2 separate regions of the Homo sapiens genome follow, and region 1 is linked to region 2. A link is a loop called in an ENCODE intact Hi-C map of the cell type or tissue named here. Cell type or tissue: natural killer cell. All regions are shown on one strand. Each heading gives the region's core, and the rest is flanking DNA. Links, peaks and the distances in the headings are about the cores only. Region 1 holds the start of GGT1 (gamma-glutamyltransferase 1). Region 2 has its middle 14 kb from the start of RGL4.

Region 1 (5,384 bases), core at 191-5,190, 930 kb after region 2:
GCCCTCACCATGGCCCACTCAGGGCATGAGGCTTTCTGGGTGATTGCTGGTATTCAGTGTTGTCAGCTTCTTGGACCTGTCAGTGGGGGTGGGGCTGCAATGAGATGCCAGTTGCAGGAAGTGGTTTGCACAGCCTTCCTGGTGTCATGGGTCACTCTCTTGCCGAGTGGCTTTGGGCAGGTCCCTTCCCCTCTCAGGCTGCAGGTTCCTATGCCAGGAGCTCCCTTCTTGCCCCACCAGGGCCTTGTTTTCCCAGATACAGAGGTGGGGCAGATCCCAGCCCGTTGAAACAGACTGGGCTTTGGAGGCCACAGTGGGCCCATTTCTCAGAGGGACTGTGTGGCTGGATGCTGAGCCAGGCACTGGACTGGCCCTTTGAGCCTCCTGTCTGGCCAAGGCCCCTGAGGCACTGTGGGCTGCTGGTGCCAGCACACAAGGGTGATAAGGAGATGAAAGTCACTAGGATGGTGGGGCGGCACCCGCCCCGGGCTGTGTTGGCAGCTGCCCCTGGCTGGAGGCCAGCTTGGCCCTGGAACCCTCCTCAAGGAACAAGGACACAAAAGAGCCAGCTCAGCCAGCCTCTACCTAGCACCCCAATCAGCACTCCCTTCTTCCCATGACCCCTACCCTCTGCCCAGCTCCTGTAACTGGCCAAGGAGCTAATGGACACCCACCAGGGTCTTAATGAGTGAGCCAGGGTTAATGGGTTACTGGGCCCGGTGACACATTCACCAGCCTCCCAGGGCTCTCAAAGTCCACACTGGCCTGGCCTTGAACGTCTTAGCTCGGCCACCTCCTTTTCCAGCTTTGACACCTCGGGGCTCAGGACGGGCCTAGGGTGGTCAAGAGGTCCCCTGCAGCCCTCACTTCCTGGAAAAGGCTCCATTTCCTGGCCTTCAGGCTCAGGTGGTTCCTTCCGCCTGGCAGGTCCTCCCCAAATCCAATCCCAGCTCGGGCTGGATTCCCAAGGCCCCTATTCTGGTGTCTGCCCCTTCCCTAGGGCTCTTCCCCCTGGGGTGACCATACTCTCATGCCCAGCCAGGTCAGGGCTCCTTGAGAGAAGAATCTGGAGGGGCCAGGATTTGATGGGAGAATGAATGATGGAATGAAAGAAGGAACGTAAGCGTGAGCCTTGCTAAGAGTGACAATACTGGCAGGCTGCAGACCATGTGTGGACCTCGATCTGAGGGCTTAGAGGCTTCGGCCTGCCAGCGCTGTGGGGGCACCCACCCCATCTCATTGAATGGGGCAGAGCAGGTGAGGGCATGAGATGGACAGATGGGCCTCATCCCCCTGCTTCCGTTGCCTGGGGTCCTCGGTCAGCCTGTTTGCTCAGACCCCTGAAATTGGGGGTCAAGGAAGGACCCTCCTGGATTATGTGACTCCCTTCAGTCCAGGTGACCAGGGTCCTTGGAGTGACAGCTCCTAGAGCCCCACCTGTAGTCCTGCAAGCTGGGGAGAGGGCCTGTTAGGAGAGGCATCCCCTGCCCTGGGGTTGTAGAGGTGAACTAGGCTCCTCAGACCTTGTGGGGCCTCAGATGCTTACATCTCCAGCCCCTCCTGGCGTGGGCATCTGGCTGCAGCCCAGCTCTGTGGCCCCATCTCCCAGGGAACCTTTGGTCTAATCTGCCTCCCGCTGAAACCCAGCCTCATTCAGCCCCACCGAGGCTTTCAGAGTTCAGGTCTCTCATTCAGGGTTTGAGACCCCACCGGGCTCAGAGACACCTGCAGCCTGCAGCGGTCCCAGATCACAGCCTCAGGGATGGGACCAGGAGCCAGCCCACATCCCACCTGCAGCAGTTCCTGTGCCTTTAAAGCCTCCCCTCCCCCCGCCCCGCCCCCAGGCCACTAGGGGAGGGAAGGAGGAGCTGGGTCACAGCAGGGAATCTTAGCTTGGTTTTGGTGTGCTGCTGGATGACCAGACCGGGCGTCGGGTGAGCCCAGAAGTGAGAGCAGTTGGCTGTGCCCCAGTGCTGTGTGACCCAGAGGCGCCGCTCACCCTCTCTGAGCTGGTGGACATCATAGGTGGGGAAGCTCAGGTCAGGGCACTCCCATGAGTGTCTGGAGGCCTGAGTCCCATTCTCAGCTCTGCCATATGCTTGCTGCGCTCTAGAGGAGTTCCTCTTCCTCTCCAAGCCTCGGTTTATGTACCCGTGCAGTGGGAGTGAGTTGCACTTCGGGGTGAAGGGGGCAAGACTTGTGTGGGCGCATCCTGCAGAAGGATCCCACAGGTGGGCAGAGCCCTGGGTTCTTTATCCGACTGGGTCTGGGCTGGGGGCCTCTGTTTCTTGGCTGATGAGTTTATGTGAGTTTGAGTGAGGTATGCGAGTGGGTGAAGGAGGGCTGGGGGGAGTCACCTGACTTGTGCGAAGAAGCTCTTGAGAGAGCCGTGGCTTCTTGGAATTAAGAGGAAAGAGTGCAGCATGAACAGACAGGCCCTGGAGGATCTGGCAGCCCTGAGTGGGGGCGGGGGGTCAGCTCTGGAGTAGAGCCAGAGCTGTGATGGGGTTGGGGGACCCTGTGTCCTTGGGCCATGCTTGCCTCGCTCCTGGGTTCTGTTTGTGGCTGTGGATTGGGGTGGGGCAGGGCCGGTTGTGCGAGGGGTCATTGCCCAACTCCAGGGGGCGCCTGCCACCTCTCAGCTATATATATAGGGATATATATAGTTCTTTCGACAGGTTTCCAGCAGGTAGTGGTTATTAAATCTTACTGAAGGGGTGTTTTTTCTGATTCTCGGCTCTGTGCCGCAAGGGTGGAAACTGTGAGAGACAGATTCCAACTCCACGTCTGGGTAGTAAGCATCCAGTCCAGGGCTGTAGGCAGTCCTGGGGAAGACGCCAGAGATCTGTGCATTCTCATATCGAGGGATAGCGACTCCAGGCTGGGGGCTGGCAGGGTAAGGGGTGGGTGGGTCCTGGGCTTACCCGCAGGTCTGCAGACTTCCTGGGGCCAGCTGACCTCGTAAAATCCCTTTTGTCTAAGCTTCAGTTTCCTGCCTGTGAATGGGGTTGGGGCTGTGCTCTGGTTTCACCCTTGTGGCTCTGGGGTTGTGGTGACAAAGCCATCAAGCTGGGTTGAAGGATTAACCAGGAAACTTCAGACTGGCTGCCGTGTCTACCTCTTCCTCATACTCCTCTCTCTGCTGCATCCTGGGAAGCTGCTCTGCTCAGCCTAAATGAGGCTCAGTTGTGTGTGTGCGCACGTGCTTGCACGTGTGTTGGAAGTGGGTGATACTGACACCAGAGTCTGTGTCTCTGGGTGAGTGAGGCTTGCACATTTCTCGGGACAGGGAACTCACTACCTTATGTGCCCAGGACAAGAGCTGTGGGGTCTGGAGAAGACTTCTAGGCCAGCCCCTGCAGTCCTTCCTCAGGTGACATGGCTTCCCCAGACCCACTTCCCCCTAGGTGCCCTCTCTGCATTCAGGGGGTAGAGGGCTGACTGGGACAGAATGTGACACACTCAGCATGTGAGGAAAAGCCTCCTTCATTCTGTAGGCCCTACCTCTATTAACATGTCCTTTGATAAAGTGCCTCCCCTCCTGTCTCCCCTCTCTGGAATCCTCAGCTGCTGCCAGGCTTCAGCTGTGCCCCATTGAAGGCAGCTCTGTCTCCCTACTTTCCCCAGCCCAGGGTTTTCCTTTTGGGGTCAGCTGCAGGGATCTGGGCCATCCTTTGCCCACTCAGACTTTCTTTCTGCCCACCTGCTGCTGTGAATCCTGTATGTCATATATATATATAAAATATGTAATATATTATATATTATATGTAATATATAATATATAAAGTATATTATATAATATGTATTATATTATATATTATATAATATGTAATATATTATATAATATATAATATGTATTATATTATATATTATATAATATGTAATATATTATATAATATATAATATGTATTATATTATATATTATATAATATGTATTATATTATATATTATATAATATGTATTATATATTATATAATATGTATTATATATTATATAATATGTATTATATATTATATAATATGTATTATATATTATATAATATGTATTATATATTATATAATATGTATTATATATTATATAATATTATAATATGTATTATATATTATATAATATTATATAATATGTATTATATATTATATAACAATATATAATGTGTATTATATATAATATAATATTATATAATGTGTATTATATATTATATAATATTATATAATGTGTATTATATATTATATAATATTATATAATGTGTATTATATATTATATAATATTATATAATGTGTATTATATATATAATATTATATAATGTGTATTATATATATAATATTATATAATGTGTATTATATATATAATATTATATAATGTGTATTATATATTTAATATTATATAATGTGTATTATATATTTAATATTATATAATGTGTATTATATATTATATAATATTATATAATGTGTATTATATATTATATAATATTATATAATGTGTATTATATATTATATAATATATGATGTGTATTATATATTATATATTATATGATGTGTATTATATATTATATAATATATGATGTGTATTATATATTATATAATATATGATGTGTATTATATATTATATAATATTATATGATGTGTATTATATATTATATATAATATATAATATTATATATAATATATTACATATAATATATCATATATTATATTTATATAATTTATATAATATATCATATATTATATTTATATAATTTATATAATATATCATATATTATATTTATATAATTTATATAATATATCATATATTATATTTATATAATTTATATAATATATCATATAAATATATTATATATAGTATTATATATATAAAATTATACTTTAAGTTCTAGGGTACATGTGCACAACGTACAGGTTTGTTACATATGTATACATGTGCCATGTTGGTGTGCTGCACCCATTAACTTGTCATTTACATTAGGTATATCTCCTAATGCTATCCCTCCCCGTTCCCCTCACCCCACAACAGGCCCCAGTGTGTGATGTTCCCCTTCCTGTGTCCAAGTGTTCTCATTGTTTAATTCCAACCTATGAGTGAGAACATGCATGTCTTATATGCTCTCAGGCAGAGAGGAAACTGCTGAGCAGGCCGGGGCAGGGGACAGAGCCCTGTGGCTCTCCACTTTAGACCCCTCCTGGCTGACTGCCATGGAATGCAGCCACTTAGCAGGGCCAAATCCCCTGATGTTCCTGTTGGCTGTCTAGCCTTCAGGGACAGGTCATGGGACCTTGGTTCCTGCCCTGTCATCTTCCCAGTCACCCTGATCTTCACGGGGAGGAATAGCCTGGGAAAGGACTTGGTCACAGCACCTCCACCCTAGGGCTATTGAGGATCTCACAGTT
Region 2 (5,384 bases), core at 286-5,285:
AGTGCGGTGCGGGGGAGGCATTAAAGGCACAAGAACTGCTGCAGGTGGGACAATGGCTGGCTGCTGGTCCCATCCCTGGGGCTGTGTGATCTGGGACCGCTGCAGGTCTGAGTCCGGTGGGGTCTCAAACCCTGAATGAGAGACCTGAACTCTGAAAGCCTCGGTGGGGCTGAATGAGGCTGGGTTTCAGTGGGAGGCAGATTAGACCAAAGGTTCCCTGGGAGATGGGGCCACAGAGCTGGGCTGCAGCCAGATGCCCACGCCAGGAGGGGCTGGAGATGTAAGCATCTGAGGCCCCACAAGGTCTGAGGAGCCTAGATCACCTCTACAACCCCAGGGCAGGGGATGCCTCTCCTAACAGGCCCTCTCCCCAGCTTGCAGGGCTACAGGTGGGGCTCTAGGAGCTGTCACTCCAAGGACCCTGGTCACCTGGACTGAAGGGAGTCACATGATCCAGGAGGGTCCTTCCTCAACCCCCAATTTCAAGGGTCTGAGCAGACAGGCTGACAGAGGACCCCAGACAGTGGGAGCAGGGGGATGAGGCCCATCCATCCATCACGCCCTCACCTGCTCTGCCCCATTCAATGAGATGGGGTGGGTGCCCCCACAGCACTGGCAGGCCCAAGCCTCTCAGCCCTCAGATCGAGGTCCACACATGGTCTGCAGCCTGCCAGTATTGTCACTCTTAGCAAGGTGCATACTTACCTTCCTTCTTTCATTCCATCATTCATTCTCTCATCAAATCCTGGCCCCTCCAGATTCTTCTCTCAAGGAGCCCTGACCTGGCTGGGCATGAGACAGTATGGTCACCCCAGGGGGAAGAGCCCTACGGAAGGGGCAGACACCAGAATAGGGCCCTTGGGAATCCAGCCGGAGGTGGGATTGGATTTGGGGAGGACCTGACAGGCAGAAGGAACCACCTGAGCCTGAAGGCCAGGAAATGGAGCCTTTTCCAGGAAGTGAGGGCTGCAGGGGACCTCTTGACCACCCTAGGCCCGTCCTGAGCCCCGAGGTGTCAAAGCTGGAAAAGGAGGTGGCCGAGCTAAGACCTTCAAGGCCAGGCCAGTCTGGACTTTGAGAGCCCTGGGAGGCTGGTCAATGTGTCACCGGGCCCAGTAAACCATTAACCCTGGCTCACTCATTAAGACCCTGGTGGGTGTCCATTAGCTCCTTGGCCGGTTTCAGGAGCCGGGCAGAGGGTAGGGGTCATGGGAAGAAGGGAGTGCTGATTGGGGTGCTAGGTAGAGGCTGGCTGAGCTGGCTCTCTGTGTCCTTATTCCTTGAGGAGCGTTCCAGGGCCAAGCTGGCCTCCAGCCAGGGGCAGCTGCAAACACAGCCCGGCGGGGGTGCCGCCCCACCATCCTAGTGACTTTCATCTTCTTATCACTCCTGTGTACTGGCACCAGCAGCCCACAGTGCCTCGGGGGCCTCAGCCTGACAGGAGGCTCAAGGGGCCAGTCCAGTGCCTGGCTCAGCACCCAGCCACACTGCCCCTCTGAGAAATGGGCCCAATGTGGCCTCCAAAGCCTTGTCTGTTTCAACGGGCTGGGATCTGCCCCACCTCTGTATCTGGGAAAACAAGGCCCTGGTGGGGCAAGAAGGGAGCTCCTGGCATAGGAACCTGCAGGCTGAGAGGGGAAGGGACCTGCCCAAAGCCACTCGGCAAGACAGTGACCCATGACACCAGGAAGGCTGTGCAAACCACTTCCTGCAACTGGCGTCTCATTGCAGCCCCACCCCACTGTCAGGTCCAGGAAGCTGACCACAGGAATCACCCGGAAATCCTCGTGCCCTGAGTGGGCCATGGGGGCATGACATCCTGAACTGCAGTCATGAGGCTCACAATGAGCGAGCAATGCGGATGGGTCCAGATGCAAGCTGTGCCTGGCCCATACTCCAGAACCGCTGGAACAACATCTCAGGGACCCCTGGGAGCCAGAAACCCAATATTATCTAGGACATTTTGTGTCTCCTGGTGTCCTGCACCAAGGAGACACTTGGTAAACTGGCTAAATAGAACTGACTTCAAATCCAAGCATCATAGCATTGGAGTCAATATTAGGATCACGGAATCTCAAGTGTTTGCCCTCTGATCTTCCAGCATCCCAGAAAGGTCAGCTTACATACCTTCCCCAATGGGGAGCTCACTACCTCCAAAGATAGTGGGACTGTGTTTGGTTGGCGAGTTCTTCCCAACATTAAGTGCCAATTTGCCTCTTTGTAACACCTGCTGCAGGTGGGCCTGGCCTCAGATCCTGCCCACTGTCAAAGGCCACAGAGCAGAGAAACAGGGGCCACCCCAGATCCTGTACCTGGCCACAAATTCTCTGAGCCACAAAGACCACACTGAAGGAATGGGAGGAAGACTTCAGCTCAATGGAAGGGCTGGTGCCACTCAGCTTGACGGAGGGAGGTCAGCACAGGCCAACTGTGGGCATGGGCAGAGCTCCTGTGCCCCCAGAGCCTGGCCAACACCCCCAGTGCCATTTGTAGCATTTGTTATTCCAGCACCCACCTGTGATGTGAGGACACAGACTGAAGCATGGCCAAGTGCGTGGGCCCTTCAGAATTGTCAGCTTGTGAATGCCTGGGAGCACCCAGCAGCAGGGCTGGCCTGGCACTTGATGGAACAAGTCCAACTCCCAAACTCAGAGGCAGGATGGCAGAGGCATGGGCCCTAGAGTCCCTGGGTTCAAACTCAACCCCAGCCACTGATAGTGTGGGTATCACAGCAGCCTTTCCCTTCCTGGCCTCAGTCTCCTACCTAGAGAGCAGGGATAACTAGAACAGTTACTAGGTGGATTCCCTGAGACGGCCACGCACAGACTGTAGGGAGCATCTGCTACTTTCAAGACCTCACAGGGTCTCGCCAGGCTCTGACACCAGGCCTGTAGGAGCTTCTCACCTTTCCTGATGAGCAGCTCAGAGCAGGGGCCCAAAGGGTACCCCTCCTGGCCGCCCTGTCCTCCCTGACCAGGCACCCTCCACAGGTAGTATTTATCACATCACCTGGTAATTATCTGCAGTGTCTGAAAGCTCCAAGGAGGGGTTGGGGGTGCAGGAAGACTGTCCATGCCTCAGCCCCGACACTATCCCACGTCCTGGTCTCCAGGAAAGCCAACCCGAACCCGCTCATGTCTCAAGGCCTCCCTGGTGACATGCCCAAGCACACCTGTTCACACACAGCCCCGTGACTTCACTGATGCCAAAACTGCGCAGCACTTTCCACGCACGCCATGCTCTCATCTGGACTTTTGGGGACCTCCCCCTGCCTCATAGCAGCACCTTCCCGACCTCCCTTGCTTCTTGGATACTGGGCTCAGGAATGTTCTCACTGACGAGTCTGCGCCCTGCTGGCTTATGTTTCAGACACACCAGATGGACGTGCCCAAGCCTGAGCTAAGCAGCTGCCTCCCCAGACCTCCTACCACCAGGGCAGCCAGAGTCTAGCCCTGGGCAGCTGCCCCTGCATCCTCACTGGGCCTGTCCAGCTGCTCCCACCTCTATACCCCACTCCCAGCCTCACCTGATCCCCAGTCCCCACAGGCCACCCCTCTCACCTGGAGACTCCCAATCACAGGTCCCAGCCCCTCTGCTGTTTCCCTACTGCAGCCCTGGCAATCGGCATGCAAATCTGAGCACACCCCTCCCCCACTGGAAAAAAAACACTCCAGAGGTCCCCCTTGTCCTACCTTGCTGGCACCCGTCCTTTCCTCCTTTTTTTTTTTGGAGTGGGGCAGCTGGATATGAACCGTCCTTTCCCCTTGCTCCTTCCCGGTCTTTGGGACTTTGCACTGACTCCATTATCATGGAGACACTCTTCAGACACCAATCACAATGCCACCTCCTCCTGAAGCCCTCCGGCACTGCATCTCACTCTGCAGGCCGGCTGCGACTGCTGCCCCCTCCACAGTATCCACAGTGCACAACAATCTTCACTGAATGGATGGATGCCAGCTGTCAGGTGGCTAGCTGTTTTTACTAAAATGCATCTTCTAGGACTTTACACTGAATCTACCTAGCCACCTGACAGCTGGCATCTCTAATCTTGTAATCCCAGCACTAAGGGAGGACGAGGTGGGTGGATCACTTGAGACCAGGAGTTTAAGACCAGCCTGGGCAACATAGTAAGACCCTGTCTTTAATTTTTTAATTATATATATTTTTTTACAAGACCAAAGAGGACAAGGTTTGGGGAGCTTCATGTGGAGGCCGACAGGAAGGTGAATAAGAACTCATCCAAGGCCAGGCGCAGTGGCTCATGCCTATAATCCCAGCACTTCCAGAGGGCGAGGTGGGTGAATGGCTTGAACCCAGGAGTTCACCACCGGCCTGGGCAATATAGAGAGACCCCATCTCTACAAAAAAAAAAAAAAAAATTAGCTGGGTATGGTGGCATATGCCTGTGGTCCCAGCTACTTGGGAGGCTGAGGGGGACGATCACTTGAGCATGGGAGGCAGAGGCTGCAGTGAGCTGAGATAGTGCCACTGTACTCCAGCCTGGGCAACAACAAAAAAACCCAACTCATCCATGTGTCCAACTCCATTAGGACAGAAACTTCTGTACTTGGGAGTCTTCCAGTCTTTGCCTTATATTATCTCTTCATCTGACTGTTTATTTGTAGCCTTTATTTATTTTATCTTTTTTTTTGTGATCCGCCCGCCTCGGCTTCCCAAAGTGCTGGGATTACAGGCGTGAGCCACCATATACCACGTTCTCACTTCAAGTGGGAGCCAAGCACTGGGTACACATGGACATCAAGATGGAACAATAGACACTGGGGACAACCGCAGGGGCTGAGAGGGAGAGGGGCAAGCGCTGAAAACCTACATATTGGGTCCTATCTGGGTGCTGGGGATCATTCATACCCCAAACCTTAGCACTGCACAATATACCCACATAACAAACCTGCACATGTACCCCTTGAATCTAAAGTGAAAGTTTTTTTTAAATCTCATGGGATTCTTTGGAGGAATTAAAAGAGGTTGAGTCCATCCATGCCCCATTCAAAATCCAGGAGTGGCTTACAAATGCTCTGGTTTTAGAGCTTCAATATGAGTTTTGTGATACAACACAAACAGGCAGAAGGGAACTGTATTCAATATACTTGAAACGAACCATTGCATATAAAATAAAACGATACCATTTGTGGCCAGGCACGGTGGCTCACATCTGTAATCTCAGCAGCACTTTGGGAGGCTGAGGAGTCCGGCGGATCATTTGAGGTCGGGAGTTTACATTCCCACCAACAGTGTTTGAGGGCTCCCCTTTCCCCACGTCCTCACCAGTGTTCATTATTGCCTGTCTTTTTGACAAAGGCCTATTTTAACTGGGGTGAGATCTCATTGTGGTTTTGATTTGTGTTTCTCTGATGATTAGTGAC

The links. Hi-C counts contacts between places; a loop is a spot of excess contacts. Peaks named below come from ENCODE experiments on the same cell type or tissue, not always from the same donor. Only the 100,000 strongest peaks of a DNase experiment are listed, where the experiment ranks them.
Region 1: it touches region 2 in a loop (19-fold over the local background); 5 of 110 quality-filtered maps call a loop at or near these places.

What each region holds. Positions count from the first base shown.
Region 1 is chr22:24,601,297-24,606,680 of GRCh38, forward strand. It overlaps GGT1 (gamma-glutamyltransferase 1), which reads left to right and starts at 1,897. Exons shown (of 16, transcript NM_001288833.2): 1 at 1,897-2,231. RefSeq lists enhancers at 1,780-2,745, 2,746-3,710, 3,118-3,207. In natural killer cell, for the core only: no CTCF peak of the experiment used is centred there; a DNase peak (open chromatin) is centred at 2,925.
Region 2 is chr22:23,674,485-23,679,868 of GRCh38, forward strand. It overlaps the pseudogene GUSBP11. Among named protein-coding and RNA genes, the nearest start is that of RGL4, 14 kb to the right of the region's middle. RefSeq lists an enhancer at 1-39. In natural killer cell, for the core only: no CTCF peak of the experiment used is centred there; no DNase peak of the experiment used is centred there; H3K27ac peaks cover 1,242 bases.